Linked DNA regions of Homo sapiens: region 2 is linked to region 1. Evidence: read pairs that join two places in POLR2A ChIA-PET (ENCODE). Cell type or tissue: OCI-LY7. All regions are shown on one strand. Each heading gives the region's core, and the rest is flanking DNA. Links, peaks and the distances in the headings are about the cores only. Region 1 has its middle 49 kb from the start of DRC8. Region 2 overlaps HNRNPU (heterogeneous nuclear ribonucleoprotein U).

Region 1 (5,389 bases), core at 166-5,165:
CTACTAAAAATACAAAAAATTAGCAGGGCGTGGTGGTGGGTGCCTGCAGTCCCAGCTACTCGGGAGGCTGAGGCAGGAGAATGGCGTGAACCCGGGAGGCGGAGCTTGCAGTGAGCCGAGATTGCGCCCCTGCACTCCAGCCTGGGCGACAGAGCGAGACCCTGTCTCAAAAAAAAAAAAAAAAAAAAAAAAAAAAAAAAAATAATAATAATAATAATAATAATAATAATTAGAGTCCACCTAAGGTAAGAATCTAGGACTCATTTTTGTATTGAAATTTCATTCCTTGTAATTCATATTTTTTCATGTGATCCCTGAAATAAATTAAAAAAGAAAAAAAAAGGTACCAGTGCTCGTAAGTAGAAAGTGGAGAACTAAACGACTCCAAAATGTGCAATATGTTGGGCACTGGTGGCCAGCTGGTAAAAATCTTATGAGAGTTGCGGGTTTTCGAAATATATGTAATTTAGTTATCTGTCAAAATGAGATCCGCATCTACATGGCTTTACCCAGGAATGCAGAATTTGAGACTGGAGCGTAGGGAGGGAGAAGCCTATGGGTCTTGGGTTTTCCGGAATTGGATTATAAATACGAACAGGTTTAAAGAAATAATGAGGCCGGCAGCGTGTGCGAGGAGCCCCGCGCTTCCTGGGCACCACGCGGCGGGACCCGGGGAGGCAGGCGGGGACCCGGGGAGGCAGGCGGGGACCCGGGGAGGCAGGCGGGGACCCGGGCAGGCAGGCGGGGACCCGGGGAGGCAGGCGGGGACCCGGGCAGGCAGGCGGGGACCCGGGGAGGCAGGCGGGGACAGGCACCAGCCCACTTGACAACTGCGCGCACCGGCGCAGCCGGCAGCTCGGGGGCGCGCACACCCACACCGCGCCACGTGCGCGCGGGGGCTGCGGAGACTACCCGAGCCGCGTGGGCGCGTCAGAGCCACCTCCGCTCTCTCTCACGTCGCCAGGGATTCTTGACGGATGATTCCGCTGTCAGATGCCAGCTTGCCTCTGTCACACCGTTTTCCTGAACGCAGTAGCCATGTATTTGAAAGCCGTGTCATGTGTGAAACGAGTTTACCTTGTAGATTAGGATAAACAAAGATTCTCCGTGCTCATCCAAAAGTCCAAAGCCCCCTCCGCTCTGCAATTTCCACTTGTTATATGCAGAACTATTCTCACCTCGGGAATGTGATGGTTTTATAACTGTGGGGGCCCAAATGTACTGACTAGGACTGTTTTCCCGCACTCACCATGAGGAGGTGTTCAGTTGGACATGTGCCTAAGGATTTTTGTTGGCTTTTTATTTAGTATTTGCTCATTTTGGAAAAAAAAGTACAAACTACCTTCGAGCTGGGAGCTACACAGAGAGGCTTGCTCAGATTCAGATTTGTTTTGGTATGTCTGTTTCATAGGCTGCAGACTTCCTACTGTGTCACATCCAGTGCGCATCATACCTGCTGGGGTGTCTCTCAGGGATGTTAAGATTGATCAGTGGGCTCGGATCCTGTCAACCCGATATGTCCATTATAAAGTTCTCCTTCAGCTCTTCACCTGTGGTTTCAGCAGCCATTGATAATCATTGCTTAGATACTTCATTTCATTAGAGGTTGCAAAATGGCAATATTTTAATTTATCATTTCTTTCATGTATCAGCAGGATCTTTTCCCATCAATTATTTGGCTACCCTAAATACAGTTCATACAGGAAGGGCAAAATAAATACTTGATCCTTACTCTTTATTTTTGGAATAAAGAGTTGTTTCCTTAGCACTCTCCAAAGGTGACCAATCCATCTATTTTTGGAGCATTACTCTCAACCGGTGGATGTTACCATACTTGATGTGTCTTAATATGCTACAGTATTTATTTACTTATTTATTTGATGGCCCAAATACCCCACTTTCAGCCAGGGCTCCTGTAGCCTTCTGACACAACCATAGAAGTCTTTGACGTATTATGAAAGACTATGTAATATTCCAGGGGTCAGAGGAAGATATTAAATGACATCATGGGGAAGCAAAATCAGCAAAATTTAGAAAGTGAGAAACTCTACAGCACGCATCATTCAGTTTCTTCAACAATAGATTGCAAGGGGGTAGAGAAGGAGGGCGTGAAACTCCTCTAGGGTCAGAAGAGACCAAGAAACTTCAGACAAAAGCAACATCCGGACTTTGTTTGGATACTGGTATTTTTTTGTTTTTTTTTTTAGATTGTAAAAAAAAGAGTTAAGGAGATGGATGATGGTAATGGTTGCACATTATGAATGGATTTAATACCACTGTTTACTTAAAAATGAATAAGATGGTAAATTTTATGTTATGTGTATTTTACCATGATAAAAATAATAAATTAAAAAATAATAATTTGGCTGGGCACAGTGATTCATGCCTGTAATCCCAGCATTTGGGGAGGCTGGGGCAGAAGGATTGCTTGAGGGCCAGGAGTTCAGGACCAGCCTGGGTAACATAGTGAGACCCTGTCTCTACAAATAATTAAAAAATTAGCCAGGCGTGGTGGCACATGCCTGTGGTACCACCTTTTTGGGAGGCTGAGATGGGGGGATTGCTTGAGCCTGGGCGATTGAGGCTGCAGTGAGCCAGGATCACACCACTGCACTCTGAATGACAGAGCAAGACCCTATCTCAAAAAAAAAAAAAAAAGCAAAAGTAAAATAAAATAATTTATGAGAAAATCAAGGAAATTTGAATGCTGGCTGGCTTTTTGATGATATGCAGGAATTACTATAAAAATGCGTAGGAGTGGCAATATGATTGTGGTTATGTTAAAAAATATTCTTTCGATTTTAAAGACGCATAGTGAAATAGTATAGATGAAATTGTATCTCGAATTTGTTTCAAAATAACCTAGTGGCAGTAAGGAGAGAAAGTAATTGTGGTATGATGGATAATCATTGAAGCTGGGAGATGGGTACCTGGGGGTTCACTGTGTTCATCTGTCTGGTTTTATATATGTTTGGAAATTGCATAATAAAAAGTCTAAAATTTATTTTAAAGTACAGATTACCCTAGAAGGAAGCCGAAGAGGAACTGATAGTGGTAGAACTACACAAACTCCATAAATAAAGTCTTGCCTAATTCAGACATGTGCTACCACCTGCCAGCTGCAGTGGTGGAGTAAGAGGAAAAGCCCAGTGACTAAGCAAGGAGAGTAACTGTCTTATATTATCGAGGGATGCTCCGGGCCTGTGCTAGGTGCTTTGTATGCTTTTAACTCATTTAATCCTTACAATAGTCTTATGAGATAGATACTATTATGTTAGTATAATATCCACACTACAAATGGAAAAACTGAAGTTCAGAGAAGCCACTCTCTTCATAAACAGCAAAGATAGGCTTCAATCCATGTGGTCTGGCTTTGGAGCCAGTCTACTGATAAGAGCAACATAAGTAGCTCTTAATAGATGCCAGCCCTGTTTTAAGTGTTTTGTGTCTATTAATTCATTTAATACTCACAATAACCCTATGAGGAAGATACTCTCATAGGACCCATTTTACAGATGAGAAAGTTGAGATACAGGCAGGTGAAGTGACTGTGTAAGATCACACAGCTGGCACACGGCAGAGCCAGATGTTAAGCTGGGAGTTTGGGCTCCACCCCACCCTGCTGCCCCTCACATTATTAACCACTGGGCTACAGTGACAGCTAGCTATGCAGGCTCTTTCCTTCCTTAATAAACATTTATTGAGCACCTGCAAGAGGCAGTCTCTGTTAGAGGCGCTGGGATATGGTGATGAACAAGACACATTTTGCTTTACCTTCCGGTGACATACAGTCTCCCAGTCCCTGAATCTCTTAGGAGCTAATTTAGGAGATGAAGGGGTTAAACTCAGAAGCTCAGGCTACCGTGTTGGCACTTTCTTGTTTTAAGCTGAATTGGCCAGAGGGTGATGCATGCCTGTAATCCCAGCTACTCAGGAGGGAGGATCACGCAGGAGTTCCAGGCCAGCCTGGGCAACAGGGCGAGACTCTGTCTCAAAAAAAAAAAAAAAAAAAAAAAGTTGAATTGGAAAGAGCATTGGATCAGCAGCCCAAGAAGGGCGCTTCTGAACTTGAAAATGTCAGAGGTAAGGCTGTGAAGGAAGTTGCCTGTGGATCCTACTGCTCTACCCACTGGGTCCAGTAGGTCCCTTTCCGCTAGACACCATTCTCATTTCTTTCCTAGAATCCTCTCTCTCTTCTGCTGGGTTCTGTTCAACCCCAACTTCTTCTCTGCTTCGGAGCTCAATGAGCTCCTCTTCTCTGAAATCTCAATGCCCTTGTTGGTTGCACTAATCAATTCAATACTTAATTATATACAAAGCTTGATTGTTATCCAATAATTTTACTACGTATGTCTTGCCTCCTCACTTAAACTGTACATATTTACAAGACAGAGACTAGGTCTTATACTTCATTGATATTCTCCCAGCAAGCCCCAAGCCATGGAGTAGGTGCTCACTACATATTATTTAAATGAATAAGTCATATTTTCAATAATATTGTGTATGTTAGATGACAATACATAGAATGATCAAGAGCACAGACTCTCTCTCTTCATAGTTGTGTGCCACCAGGCAAGTTATTAACATCCTTTATGCCTTAGTTTTCTTATCTGTAAAGGAGGGATAATAGTTTCTAATCCACGCACATGGAATTCTTAGCCTGGCGCCCAACGAATGTTCAATATATGCTATCAGTCAATATTTTTATTATTACTACAACTGCCTAGTAAAGTAAGATTAGATTGACTAACCAGAGCATTTCTCCTACATGTGACGTCAAATTAAATCAGAAGTTTGCTTGATGAGCATGATTTGGTGAGCATGATTTGGTGAGCATGATTTGGTGAGCATGATTTGGTTGGCTGTGGAGGCCGTGGACTGTAGCGGAGCAAGAATGGGCATTAAAATCTCACCTCTGACTCTGGCTGTGAGACCTTGGCTTTCGTGAGCTTCAGTTTGTTCATTTGCAAACTGCAAATAGTAACAGATATATCCCATTGAGCTATCGTGCGGGCCAGATTTAATGAATGTAAAGCACCTAGCCTGACACAAAATGGAACTTTGATAAACCATTCTCTAAATATCATCAAGCCCATAGCGTCCCTCCCTACAGAGACCGTGTCTGCTTAGTAGATGAGACATTTGTGGTTGTTCATTGACTCCTTTTTTTCTAGAAAGTTCTAGTCCTCTAGAGACTCATTGTAATACCTTTGTCCCTCTGAATTCTTGGTATTTAACTATACCTCCTCCTGTTATATGCACCCAGGGTAATATGCCTCTGGCACATGGTAGGCACTTAATGAATTTATGTGGAATAATTCAGCAACTTACTTTTATAGATACATACAGACTATCCCTCTTCTATGAACTCATTCTTTCTCAGTGTATC
Region 2 (5,389 bases), core at 251-5,250, 72 kb before region 1:
ATTTCATTTGGAATGCCTTTTTTACCTCCTCTCTGTAACTTTCCATTCTTTTGCTCACTAGCTTCTGGGAATTACAATCACCTTTTCATTTAAGTTCTCACTATTTTGTGTCTTATAATAGTTGGTGCTTTTCTTGGTCACCAGTATTTGGTACAATCACATACAGCCTAAGTTTCTCATTGGCAAAAACCTTGGCCATTTTTATCTTTACATTCTCATCCAAGTATCTGGCACAAGATAGTCAATAAATGCTAGACAAAAAGAAACAGTCCAGGTTCCTGGCCAGGTGCGGTGGCTCACGCCTGTAATCCCAGCACTTTGGGAGGCCAAGGCAGGCAGATCACACGGTTAGAAGTTCGAGACCAGCCTGGCCAACCATGGTGAAACCCCGCCTGTACTAAAAAAAAAAAAATACAAAAATTAGCCTGGCATGGTGGTGTGCAACTGTAATCCCAGCTACTCAGGAGGCTGAAGCAGGAGAATTGCTTGAACCCGAGAGGTGGAGGTTGCAGTGAGCCAAGATCACGTCACTACACTCCAGCCTTGGCGACAGAGCCAGACTCGTCTCAAAAAAAAATAAAAATAGTCCAGGTTCCCCTTCCCCTCTATCCAGACTTTCACACTTTACAATTTCAAACTTTAAGAGTAACCTACCTTCCATGACCACCTGGAACCTCCAGTGTACAGCTTCCTTCATTGTTCCATTAATTCCGAAATGTCACACTAGGTGATATAGCAGTAGGTACCAGCTAAATAGCTGATTAAAATAGAATTATGGTTATTAGTAGTCTTAAAAACTTCTTGTGGCTTATCTATCATACCTACTTTTAAAAAATCTTTAAGTGCTTTATGCACTTTCCCCTTCCCTCACCCCTCCCTCTTTGGTTTTCCTTGACTGTTTGTGCTTTTCCATCTCAGTAAAAGGACCTCGGGGAATTTAAAATTAACTAGCTCTTCTCTGGACTTGTGATTATATTGTCTGAGTTTGGCAACAAGAAAATGTGACTATCCCTAGGTACCATCATTTGCAAGCATCTCTTTAGTCTACGTACCTCTACTCCATCGCTGGTTTCCCTTTGCTTCGATTATATAATGCGAGGAGGTCTATATAATAAATTCAGGATTCCTGTTTATGCACTTTTCAGCAAAGAGCTAGGGATCAAATAGGGTTTCAATCCTTCTATTCATAGATAAAAATCTGTGATGGGGATCAAGATACCCCTTTAAAAGTCATGTTAAGATATACACTATTCTTTGGGTAAGCAGAAGACCTTAACAAGGAAAGTAGAAAAATTAAAATGATTGCTGTAATTCTGATTTTTAGTGGTCCTCTAGAATAAAATAAGTTTTGGAAGTAGGTATCTTAAAATAGTCCAGTAGTCATCAACCCAGGTCAATATAATATACCAATATCCTCCACCACCCAAATACTGGTATTTTACACAACTTATTTTGCACATTAAGTTCCATTTTAAAATGTTTTAAAATGTTTTCTTAAAAAGGAAGCTGTTAGAACAAAAAAATTATGAAGATGGTTTTCAAAGTATTACATTTAAAGTTCATAATGTGAGCACTACAGATGTTTTACAAATATTTTTCAGTGCTTTCAACCGTTGCATTTGCCGTACGCTTCCATGTTCTAGAATAAGGACATTTTTATGTTGAGAAGGCTACACTGATTACATTAATAGGCAAATACTAATTCTGAGAGAGGTTTCTATTGTTCACTTTAGAAAAATGTAGGTCAATGTAATGGGTGATATCTGTTCTTAATTATTCTAAGAATTAAATCCTGTATGTTATCAGTCACCTATTATATGGCACACCCTCAGGGGGTATCAATCATTCTTTGCATATACTGGTTTCTTAAAGGGTAAGTTTCCATAGAAATGTTTCTTCATTTGACTTCTACCCTGAAGTCATGTGAAATAAAACATATATGCCTTACCATCTAAATTCAAAGCTTATTTTTGAAATGAATGTTTCCTTTTCTGTAATTTTATGATTTTTCTCAAATGAACAGAAATGGTAATGAAACCACAAGTTGCCTACTCTTTCGAAACCATTAAATTGCTTTATTTGTGAGTAGACCCATATTTCATTAAGCAAACTCTGATAGCTACGTCTAGAATCAGAAGAGCCCAAGCCCTCTCATTTCACCGAAAGACATTCTGGAGCGTATAGTGGGGAAAATAAATTTCCTCTGAAGTCTTTTTCAGGGAAATGGAAAATTACATATTCTGGACTGATACAACCAAAACTCACACAAGCTCTCCCATTCCTTCAGTCTTGAATTTACTTCCTAGTTGATTTTATATACTTCAATATATGAACTAATCACTTCATTATCCAAAAGGATGTCAAGCTATTTTCCAAATTTTCATAAGCTAGTAAAAATATGTATTTCTGAATTTAGTAGAAATGAAAAAGATTTTGGGCAACCAAGGACAGAAAGGTCTCCTATGCACTGTTTTACATTAGAACATTGTAAGGAAGTACTTACACTCTACCAAGTAGGGTGGATATCAAAACAAATGTATTGCCAAAAGTTAAAAGATGAAATCAGAAAAATGATCTAACTTTGAAAAGACTCAGGTCTATTTTCACATACACCTGTAAACCTAAGCAAGAGGACTGCCAATTGCTAAGAGCACACAGAATACACACTTCACCTCAGATATGCAAGAGAAAACACCCTTTTTTTTCTGTTACAGAGACTCTGTCCATCTGATTACCAATTACTCTCTTCCCCCATCTTTTAAAAAGAGTCCTATTTAAAGTGATTCTGGAAGCCTAACATAACTATTAAATGTACAAGCAGCAATTAATTTGGAATACCTATTGGAATCACTGGAACATTTAGTTGGGCCCTTTAACTCTTCCACACAGCACATTCACATGGACAGACTAAGGAAAAGGAGATGAAATGTAAATCAACACATTTGTTTGCTTTACTTTTCAAGAAAAAAAAAAAAAGTTATGTTGGAATCTTTTTTTCTTGTACGTGACCATGACTCTCCCAATCTTTAACTACAAACAACTGATACAGGATACAAGCTGCCTCAAAAAATTCCTTTGTTAGTTGACATTTAAATAAGCCCCAATAACTCTTTAGGTATCTCTATATATGCTTTAACTTTTATAGCATTAATGTCACACTTATAAACTGGTGTCTGTACTAGCCACGTCTATTCTTGGTGTTTTAAAATTTTTAAAAATGTCTTGGCTGTCACCAATTTGTGGCAATGCTTTAAGTGTTTGCAACGTATATTTTACCAGACATAACTTATTTTACTTCCTGTAAGGTTCAGAATGGAACTGTTAAAGGAATAGCAGGAAAGAATATGCCCCAATAGTGCAGCACTTCTCTGTCAGATGTAACTCTCCAGCCTGTGATCTCTGCATTATCCTTCATTAATGTAGACAGACTGGACATGCTCATGAGTAACTATGTCATTGGCACAGTATGGTGATCATAATGGTGCAAAAAAACCCTGAATCTTTATAGAAGACATTTCTCTAGAGACTAGCCTACATTGACATTTACTTCACTTTCAACTACAGTACATAGCTTCTTATGCCCAGGATTCAGCTTTAAAAGCAAAGCCCCTGCTCAAGACCTAAGTATATGCTGAATCCTGGCATGAAAAATAAAGTATCCTAATCAATAAAAATTAGGTAGCTACAAATTGACATGATTACAATCCCTGTCCTAATTACTTGCCTAACCAAGTAGTGATTACTGATGTCCTGGCCCATCATCAACATGTTTGCCTACCAACACTAGGCTTACAATCAATAGATTCTACTACATAGGTGTTATATTTTCTGAATAATTCTAGGTTAACATTATGAATATCCATTATGAATATCCATTATGAATAACCCATCTATCTATGTCCAATCTACTATCCCTTAAAACTATTATTAAAGACTCCTGGGGCAACTAATGAAAATTACTTCAATCATTTATATTTTTAGTCAATTGGTTAGGATGTGAAAGCATAGTCCTGCTCAATAATGTAAGCATATCATCTATTTCCCACCTAACCTCTTTTCTGAGACTGTGCTATTTCTGCATGACTTGAGATTGACATAAGTGTGACGCCAAATAAACTAGCACACATATTAAGCTAAACATAATGAAAACTAAATATTAAGATGAATTGTTTCTGTTCAATTTCAAAAATATACCCTTGGGGACCCCTGGTTTTTCATCTACTCCAACACACTCAAGAGATATATACTACATTAGTAGTATAGCTCACTTCCAAATTCTCAAGGGCTTATTCTAATTAACAAGTTTAGTAACAAAGGTTAGTAAGACAAAGGTCACTCCAACATGAGTTAGCTGGACAAAGTACTTTTAATGCTTATTTTACAAATATGTACCTGTGGTGCTAATACTAGGCAAAGAAAACAGGACGATTCAAGAGCAGCCTATGTAACTACCAACTCAAGCACTAACACTAGCTAGATCACCTTCATGCTTTAAAATTTAAAGTTATGGAGTAGCTGTGCCCACACCCCCCCCCAAAAAAAAGCTTTAATAAAGGCACTGCAGCGTTAACTAAGTTTTAGGGTAAATTTAGGCAATTAACAATTCGAAGAGACTTGTGGTTTATGTATTAGTAATTCAAATTACTGTTTTAGAGATCTCAGGTAGTTAACCAATTCTTGCTCAAAGCACTAATGTTCAGTCCCTCACCATTTATGCTGGGTATGAGTCCCAATGCATGGGTATTGCAACCTATTGTCAGGCCTTAACATGTATGTGTTTGCTTTTATTATTACTAAAATGTTAAAACTTAAACCCAATTATTCACCAAACTCTGAACACCTCAACCTCAGAGCTCCAGAATTAGGAATGAATGACAAAGTTTAGACTCTAATCATTTTAAGAATGTTAGGTGGGAAGAAATGGCTTCAGATGCAGTATTGTGTTCATCTTTCCAGGGGAACATCTCAAATGGGTATTCTGAAGCAGGTTGAGAAGTAGATAAAATTCTCTGCTACAAGTTCCATCCACTTTTTTTTTTTCAAGAGACCAGGTCTCACTATGTTGCCCAGGATGGTCTCAAACTCCTGAGCTCAAGTGATCCTCCCGCCTTGGCCTCCCAAAGTGCTAGGATTACAGGCGTGAGCCACCACACCCAGCCAAGTTCCATCCACTTTTGAAAACAAGACATTTATGTATAGGAAGAGAATTATGGAAACACTTTGTAAAACATCCATTTATTATATCCAATGCTAAACACTACCACTTGGACTCTAAGATATGTTTATGCCTCTCTGTTTATTCTAGTTTTTTAAAAATCAAATATACAAGATCTACAATTATTTATATCCAAGATGTCTACACCACTGCCTAAGAAGCTATTAAAATATT

The links. Peaks named below come from ENCODE experiments on the same cell type or tissue, not always from the same donor. Only the 100,000 strongest peaks of a DNase experiment are listed, where the experiment ranks them.
Region 2: POLR2A ChIA-PET joins it to region 1 with 6 read pairs; 12 of 35 experiments call an interaction of 5 or more read pairs at or near these places.

The regions. Positions count from the first base shown.
Region 1 is chr1:244,918,044-244,923,432 of GRCh38, forward strand. No RefSeq gene overlaps it. Among named protein-coding and RNA genes, the nearest start is that of DRC8, 49 kb to the right of the region's middle. RefSeq lists a silencer at 601-960. In OCI-LY7, for the core only: CTCF peaks have their summits at 656 and 857; DNase peaks (open chromatin) are centred at 878, 2,098, 3,128, 3,588 and 2 weaker places; H3K4me3 peaks cover 3,458 bases; H3K27ac peaks cover 4,300 bases.
Region 2 is chr1:244,845,950-244,851,338 of GRCh38, forward strand. HNRNPU (heterogeneous nuclear ribonucleoprotein U) reads right to left here. Exons shown (of 14, transcript NM_031844.3): 14 at 4,348-5,389. Among named protein-coding and RNA genes, the nearest start is that of SNORA100, 5.6 kb to the right of the region's middle. In OCI-LY7, for the core only: no CTCF peak of the experiment used is centred there; no DNase peak of the experiment used is centred there.